Regions from separate parts of the Homo sapiens genome. Here region 2 is linked to region 1. A link is a contact called in ENCODE Hi-C or POLR2A ChIA-PET data. All regions are on one chromosome and are shown on one strand. The core of a region is the stretch at or near the end of the contact, and the rest is flanking DNA. Distances in the headings are between cores, read along the strand shown.

Evidence for each region. A loop is a pair of places that touch in the nucleus more often than their neighbours do. ChIA-PET counts read pairs that join two places held with the same protein, here RNA polymerase II (POLR2A). Pooled maps may share reads with other maps.
Region 2: a map of PC-9 shows a loop between it and region 1 (4-fold over the local background). The contact joins the promoter of PCAT29 here to the enhancer-like site in region 1. A Hi-C loop is called at or near these places in 2 of 168 maps with a recorded cell type or tissue (Caco-2 and PC-9) and 1 of 50 pooled maps. POLR2A ChIA-PET finds 5 or more read pairs at or near these places in 3 of 52 experiments (Caco-2, OCI-LY7 and SK-N-SH).

What each region holds. Positions count from the first base shown.
Region 1 is chr15:69,522,911-69,527,040 of GRCh38, forward strand. No RefSeq gene overlaps it. Among named protein-coding and RNA genes, the nearest start is that of DRAIC, 37 kb to the right of the region's middle. RefSeq lists enhancers at 587-756, 3,284-3,864, 3,865-4,130. Within about 2 kb of position 2,086, at least 4 of the 41 ENCODE cell types and tissues checked have a DNase peak (open chromatin) inside an H3K27ac peak, as active enhancers do.
Region 2 is chr15:69,590,321-69,594,450 of GRCh38, forward strand. It overlaps PCAT29 (prostate cancer associated transcript 29), which reads left to right and starts at 1,880. Exons shown (of 4, transcript NR_126438.1): 1 at 1,880-1,993.

The DNA.
Region 1 (4,130 bases), core at 836-3,335:
TCCAGGAAGGGGAGGCCTGAGAGAGGCTGGTGGGCAGGGCTAGAGCTCCCCCACCCCTTGTCCCTTGCCATACAATCACCAACCAATTCCATCAGAGAGCTGTGCTTTTATTGTTTCTCTTATACACGGGACCTGAGATTTCATTTGAGAATGCAATTTCTACTTAAAAAAGATGGAAAATCATCTGTGAAGAGGGAAGCCTTTAGACTCAAACAGACCATATACTTATGAATTCTTTGTGAGTTCACTACTTGGGGCCTCAGTTTCATCATCTGTAAAATGGGTGTTGGTGATACCTGTCCTGAGAGATTATGATGGTAATGAGATAATGGAGGATCTAATGCACGGCTCATAGCAGGTGTGCAATGAATGCAACTCTTCTCTCTTTTCCCCTCAAGACTGGCCTTGGACTCAGTTCTGACTCGTGTGTGTGTGTGTGTAGGTGGTGAACTTTCCCTAGGAGTTTCTTGCCTCATATTTTCCTTATTCCTGGAATGATTTGCTTTCAGTGGTAGTTTCATATTCATCTATAGACAGGGAAGGACATGGCAGAATGAGATAAAATGGGGGATGAATGCTGCTAAATACTGCCTTTGTGATTGTATTCAATTACATGGGCTTTTTCTTTGCCTGTTTGATGAGAAAGGTGATGAGAAAGGCAGGCCTGCAGGGGGCAGCACATGGCCAGTACTTCACTCATGAGGGACTGGCTCATGGGACTCCTGGCTTTGCAAGAAATCAGAGCCTTCCCAGGCATAGGGGAGCCTTGGAGATTTCTGCAAGGAGCCTCAGTTCTGGTGTTGAGATATTTATTATGCCCTGCAAGTTACTGATGCTGGTGGAATTAGGTCCTTGGGCTTCTTGGTCTCCTGGCCTCTGTGGTCCAGCCAGCCTCTTCCCCTATCCCTCAAGGATTACTTCTACGATCTCCGAACTTCAGGGCTGAGAGGGACTTAAATGGTGATCTAACCCTAACACATCATGTTACCAATACAGGAGGCAACCAACCTTGCAAGGTGGGGATGTGTGTATCTCCCATCTTACAGGAGAGAAAACAGAGGCTCAGTGAGGTTAAATGACTTTCACCAGGTCCCACAAGTAAGAAGTGATAGATTAAAGCTCTTTTGTTTGCAGGCATCAGAAATGTCTAGTCAGTTTAAGCAAAGGAGAGGAACATGGATCCTGGGGGGATTTCACAGAATGGCAAGAAAATCAACTAATTTGGCCTCCATGGGTGGGGCCCGGGGTAGCTCAAGATTGGCAGCAACAGTCTGTGGCTCTTTCTGTCCTGAACCTGCTCTCAGGGATGAGCACTAGCCCCAGTCCAGCCCAGACCCTGTATCTCTCAGGTCTAAAATTCAGGTTGCTGGGATAGAGGTTCTAGATGGACCCCTTGGATCACTCAGCAGTGGTCAGAGGTCAGGGGGTTACTAGCATAGTTATGGAGGATTTGTTTTGAGTCCTGTAGTGAAGCCCTGACAAGAACACCACAGGTGTCAACACCTGGTCGATGTGGGTCTTCCAAGGCTCAGCCGGGGCCTCTGTTCTGTCGCACAGTCACACAGTCTGCTCTCCAGTAGCTGCAGGCTAATCCCAGCTGTAAGGTCAGCCGAGGAAACGGAAGGTGCTGTTTGCATTTTAATAAGGAATCCAAAAGACCAAAGGCCTCTGGGTCCTAAAAGACTGGTTTTCTCAAATGGTGCAAAGTCCAGGTATTGTAACTGATGGGGCACCAGGGGTAAGGAGCCCTCCCTGGTACTTCCCGTCACACCCACACAAGTGTGCCTCCAACTTATAAAGTTCACCTGTTTATCTTGCTGCCGCTTGTTCCCCCAACTCCTTTCCATCTCCCTCTCCAAGGATTCAGTAATATGTTGTCTAGACACTACTGCTGCTGTTTCTCCTCCATTAATCCATTTTAATTGGAAAGTTATCATAATGCAAACTCTCTTTGGTATTATTTGCGGCTCTGCATTATTAGAACCTCACCAACTCGCTTTCCCAGCAAATTAAACTTGCTATGGAAGCAATGAGATCAGCTGCTCATATTAAATCAGGCCGCACGTTGTTAAGTGGGGCTGGGAATGGGGCTTCCTCAGCTGGGTGGGGCGCAATCGCTGGAGGCGTTTACAATGGCACCACTGTTTTTATGCTGGGGATTTGGCCTCTGTGCTCAGTTCTCCTCTTTTTTTGGCACTGTGTATTGGAAATTAGAGATGGAAAGAAAGAGGGGACAAAAAACCCTCTGGTGGTATTTGGCCTCTCACCCCAAACCCAGGGCAAACAGCAATGATCAGAATGCACATGGCCTTAACCCCAGATGAATTACAAAGCATATTCCAGTAGTCCTAAGAGCCTTGTGAAGTAGCGATGATCATCCCCTGTGTATGCAGCTGGAAACTGAAGCTCAGAGAAGGTACTTCTAGGGGCTGCACAGGCAACACATAGTAGACGCGGACTCTAAGCCGAGTCCTCTGAGTCTAAAACCAGACGGCCCGAAGGGATGAAACGCCAACCACAGTGAGCAGACCCTTTTTACAGAGCAGATCCTGGAACGGATTCATTTCTAGCTGATAGTATGGAAAGCAGTTAATAAATGACCAGGTTTCCTATTTGTGGATTATCACCACCTCAGCATCTAATTTTTCCCAGTTACCCACTCAATAGAACAACATGGCTGACACTCCTGCCCACCCACCCAACGGCCATTTCCCCCTACTCCCTTGCTACCCGAAACCTAATTTTGTTAAGTCAGAAATGTGCCCAATCTCAGAGGAAGACTCATGATTGGTCTAAGCCAGCCATGGGCGTCTGTTTCCCTTGTCAGTGATTGGTCTAGAGGTAAGCATGTGACTCATTTCTGGCCAATTACACCTAAGGGAAAGACTGCCGATGACTTCTGGGAAAAACTTTCTCTCCGATGGCGGCAGAGCAGGGAGGAAACTTTTGCTTGAGTTTCTCTCTTCCAGTGTGGGCACTATTTGTTATAGTTAAAAAGTCCCCCAATTCTTTGACCTTGCTTCCAAAGGTGGAGCCCATTTCCCCTCCTGCTGAGCGTGGGCCACACTTAGCGACTGGCTTTCAATGAAGAGAATGTAACAGAGGTGAAAGTGTGTGACATTCGAGGAAAGGCCATAAAAGACATTGGTGCTTCAGCTTTGCTCTCGCGGCTGTCTGACTCTGGGGGAAGCCAGCCACCACGTCATGAGGACACCCAAACAGCCTACGGAGAGGCCCACGTAGGGAGGAGCTGAGGCCCCCTGCCAGCAAGCAGCCCTAGCCCGCCAGCTGTGTGAGTGAGCGAGCCTTTTTGGAAGTGCATCCTCCTGTCCCAGTCCAGCCCTCAGATGGCTGCAGCCCTGCTAGCATCTTGACTGCCGCCTCATGAGGGACCTCAAGCCAGAACCAACAGCCACGTGGTGCCAGAATTCCTCATCTGCAGCAGCCGTGTGAGATCATAACTGTTTATTGCCTTTTTAAGCCACTGAGTTTTGGGGTCGTTTGTTACTCAGCAGTAGATGATTAATATGCTGTCATGCAGCTGTCTTGGAACCAGGAGGGGCAAGACTGAGGGCAGAAGCCACTGTGGTGAAACTGGCGGAGACATGGAATCTGGATTCCTGGTGATGTGAGCTAGTGAGCTGCCCAGCCAACCCTGGGTTGCCTATTTTGGGACTTTTTGTTACATGAGCTGATAAGAACCCTTAATTCATTGTTAGTCTGGGGTTCCATTATTTGTAAACAGCTTTTTACTGCCTCAGCCTTGGGGAGATACGTGATCCTTCCAATCACATTTCATGGCTAGCAGAGGTCACATGGTCTCCACCCACAGTCACATTGGGATGGAGAGGAGGGAGAGAGGGCCCTGCTAAGGGGCTTAAATGCTGCACGTACATTTGCATGTTGAGATTTAATAGAGGCCTTCTGGAGACACAATGCTTCCTCCCAGGGAGGGCCTAATTGCAGAAAGTCGGGCACTGTGATGGGCCTGGGGGCTCTTGTGACCCTGGGTAGGCGATTGTCTGTGTGACAGTTGAAGTGATGGTATGTTAATAGCTTCTCGATGAAAGGCTCAATCTCAAGGGGTTCATGTTTCTCAGCAGCCAAGACAGCGGGTTTCTGCAGCAGGT
Region 2 (4,130 bases), core at 630-3,129, 67 kb after region 1:
CTGGAGATACCATTTATGCTCTGTGGCGAGGCTTCTCGGCCTTCTCCTCCGTAAGATCATATTACTGCACTTATTTTCATCTCAGTGACCTGCCAGACTGTGAGCTCCTTGAGGACAGTGATTCCTCTGATGTGTCTGCATCTGAGACACAGCAGGTGCTCACTACTTATTTTAAGTGAGCAAGAGAAGGGAGATGCCCCGATGTGATGGGAAGAATTCATGGCGAGATGGGGAGGAGAGCCAGAGCTCAGACAGGAAAGAGTGGGAGGGAACAGCTGACGGTGGGAAAAGTCCTGGGATGCTCCTTTCTCTGATTCAAGACAACATAAACTGAACCAACTCCCAGTCCCTGCAGCCTGGCCCTTCTTGTGTGTGCAGCTTGTAGGCCCTGAGGTGGATGTTTAGGGAATGAGTCCTCAAAGCATATACGTTGGCAAGGGTGGCAGAGCGCTGTGGGAGAAGGAGAAGCATGTGCAGAAAGAGGAGGCCAGGGGACCTTATGGCTCCTTTGTCCATCCACAAAGCATTAGTTTATTTATTCACTCATTTTTTCATCCAATATTTTTTAGCATCTGCTATGTATTATGTTCTGTGTTAGGTGCTGGGTGTTCAAGGAGGTAAATGAGAGCTGTGGTCCCTGCAAAGGCCAAGAGCACTCTGAGGAAACATCAGTACCTGGGGAGGCAGTGTGTGGTACCCAGCGGAGTGTGTGATGGGTGATGGGCATGGGCGGAACACTCACACAGAAGTGGCAGCGTGCCACAGGGGTGGCTGCAGGGGTGGCCATGCCTGGGGAAACGCGACTGCCTGGTTTGTCAGTGGGCCCTGTAGGACAGCAGTGAGGCACCTCCCAGGCAGCTCTGCAAGTGGCACTCCAAAGGAGAGCTGGAGAATAGAGGAGGGAAAAATGGGAATTCCTTGAGTCATAATTGGGTAGAGCTTTAGAAGGGGTTGAAGGTCATAAGTGGGAAACATGAGCCTAGAAAATATTGCTTACACATGAAAAAATGGCAGGCAGGATCAAACAGCAAATTGCAACCTGACATGCATGCTAGGGTCATGTCTGTGAAAATTCTACCTTTGGGAGGTAATGTGCCAAAAGAAAAAAAAAAAGAGACAAGAGAGAAGACTGTTGATTGAATGATGGGGGTAAGCTTATGGGTGATTTGTTAGATGGTTTTAAATGTTTAATCTTATTATGTAGTAGCTATAATCTTATCATTACAGTAGTAATACTAAAATTGAGGAGTAGAACAATGATAGAGTTTGGGGGGATGAGAGATGTTTTCTTGAGATTCATTTCACATAGTAAAAGAAAACCCAATAAAAGTAAGATGGAATGAATCCCCTCTACATCTTCTTCTGTGACTGGGTCAGGCAGCTGTGAGCAGCTAAGAGAAGCCCTGATCTTACAGGTGATTCAGCTCCACTTCCACTTCTTTTTGGGACTCACTGGGGATTATTTGTTTCTCTTAATGGGCAACAATTAGCTAATACCCCACCACTACAAGCAAAGTAAAAACTGGGCCTGTGTTAACAGTTCTCTTTTTGATGGGGTCATTGGTGTAACAGATAACTTCTAGCTGCATTAGGACTGGTAGCACATCAACATTGCCTCTCTGTTGTGAAAGGAAAATAGAAACGGCTAAGTCAACCATATATAAAGGCTTATATTTGCTCTTCAAAAGTTTTTTTTTTTTTTCAACATATCTTTGCTGGGGTTGGGCCATAGCTTGATGGGTATTTGTTGAATGACTAATTATTGACTTATAGGCTAACAGCCTCCTTTGAAGTAGGCTGAGCAAACAAACCATTAAGTGGAACATGGTGTCTAGGTTACACAGCTCACTCATCTGCTAATCACTGGGGCACACTGCTGGTTATTATTACCTGAGACCCTGAAAGGAAGCACTAAAGAAATGAAGACAGAGGAATACCAGGAGAGAAAGGAGGTCCAGTTAGACCTAAAGGTGGGCAAGAAGAAGAAGAAGAGGTGAGATCCTCAGTATTGAACAAGTACAGTGCAGCACATAGGTGATGTCTTAATAGGGGTCTTGGTCAATAATTGTTTGGTTGCAAGAAATAGAAGTATTATAAATTTAACTCTCAGTAATAACAATGATTTCGTTGGAAGGCTATGAGGAATCTCACCGACTTCAAGGGCAGGGATGACAACCAGACCCGTGAGAGGCTCAGAGACTTTCCTAGCTTCTTGCCTGTGTTTCTCTGGGTGTTTTTTTTTTTTTTTTTTTCATCTCAGCTTATCTCAGTAGCTTTGTTTCATTCTTTTCTCTGCAGACTGGCTTTCTCTGTTTTGCCTTTTCTTTTTCTCCTTCTTTCTTTCCTTCCTTCTCTCTCTCTTTCTTTCTTTTTTTTTTTTTTTTTTTTTTTTTTTGACAGAGTTTTGCTCTTGTTGCCCAGGCTGGAGTGCAATGGCACAATCTTGGCTCAGCGCAACCTCTGTCTCGTGGGTTCCAAGCGATTCTCCTGCCTCAGCCTCCGGAGTAGCTGGGATTACAGGCATGCACTACCATGCCCGGCTAATTTTGTATTTTTGGTAGAGACGGAGTTTCTCCATGCTGGTAAGGCTGGTCTCGAACTCCCGACCTCAGGTGATCCACCCGTTTGGGCCTCCCAAAGTGCTGGGACTGCAGGCATGAGCCACCACACCCGGCTGTTCTGCCTTTTCTAGGTTTTAACTTGTTCACTTAAACTTGGACATGATCTCTCAGGTTATGGGCCCAATACCAAGAATCTAAGTCCAGAGACCCAGGAGACAGAATCTGATTGGTCAATGGCTAGCCAATGGGGTGCCTCCCCTCAGTCAGGAGTCCATTGCTGTTCCAACAGCTGCAGCCAGGGAGAGGTACGTGAATGTGGATAAACATGGTGGCAGGGACAGTTCCTGTGGGTGGTCAGAAAAGGAGGCACTGACTGAGCAGGCAGCACATTGGCTAACATGTCTGCTGTGGGGAAAACTGGAATGACTTGGCTGTTGGATAAAATACTCAACCACATGTAGAAAATGCCCACCATGTATTTTTAAAAATGAATAGCTTCTGAAGGTTGGAGTCCAGGCTGCCATAAGGGTCTACATAACACTTGATTTCCAAGGAGTTTCCCCCTCGTTTTCCAAGTCTTTGGAGAGAGCAGTTAGTAGAAAATGTTAATGGCCAATTTTAGCAAATGACCATTTTGGTACTCCCAGGCCACTAGGGCTGGCTAGAGCTAATTTTTAGAATGCCCCCTTGATGATCCTGGCAACTTGTTTCATATTGACCTGGAGACACGGCATGGGCCCAGATCCAAATGTACTGCTAAGCCTACATTTGCTGTACTTGTGGGCAAGGAAAAGCCACCCCAATTACTCCATGTGGATTTCTCGTCTCAGAATATTCCATGGCTTGTCTGGTCTCACTGCAGAACTGCGGGGTGTGGTTGGGCAGGTTGCACACGACTGTGCTCATGACTCCCCTTAGACTCACACGGGAGCCTTGATTCCACGCTGGTTGCACGGTTTCATTTCTGTGCCTCCAGGTTCTCCCTCTGGACTGTGAGCTCTGGGATGCAAGAGATGCGACTTCCTCTTCTATTGCTTGCCCAAGGGGCTTGTGTAGGCCTGGCCACTCGTTTCTCTCCCCGTTCCTTCTGTCCCTCCGAGAAGACACTCAGACCCTGCCACCCATCCTCACACCGGATGTGAATGGAGGTCACTGCAGTCCCTCTCCTGGGCTACGCTTTAGGGCCCACTCTCATGGTGGCAGAGTCAATGTTGGCATCTGTTAAAGGGACCTCAGCCCAGTGGGCGGGGAGAGTGCTTTCCTGCAGAGCGGGTTGTGCTCAGTTGTGAACTCACAGCCAGCGCTGGTGAGACAAGCTCCAAGGCAGAGGCTAGTTTTCTCGGTCTTCCTCATGAACACGTGGTGGCTGCATTAGCTTATCCACAGGGTCCTCCTACTCTAAGCTTCTGGTCCCAATCAGTAAGCGACTGGCCCCTACTAGACCCCCACCTACTGGGTATTTGACTGATGGATGGAGTCACCATCTGTCTGCTTGGGCACCTGGAGCCCCTGAGCTCCAGTCCCTGCAAGCCTTTCCCTGCAGAGCCCAACCGCAGGGTTTGGCTGATA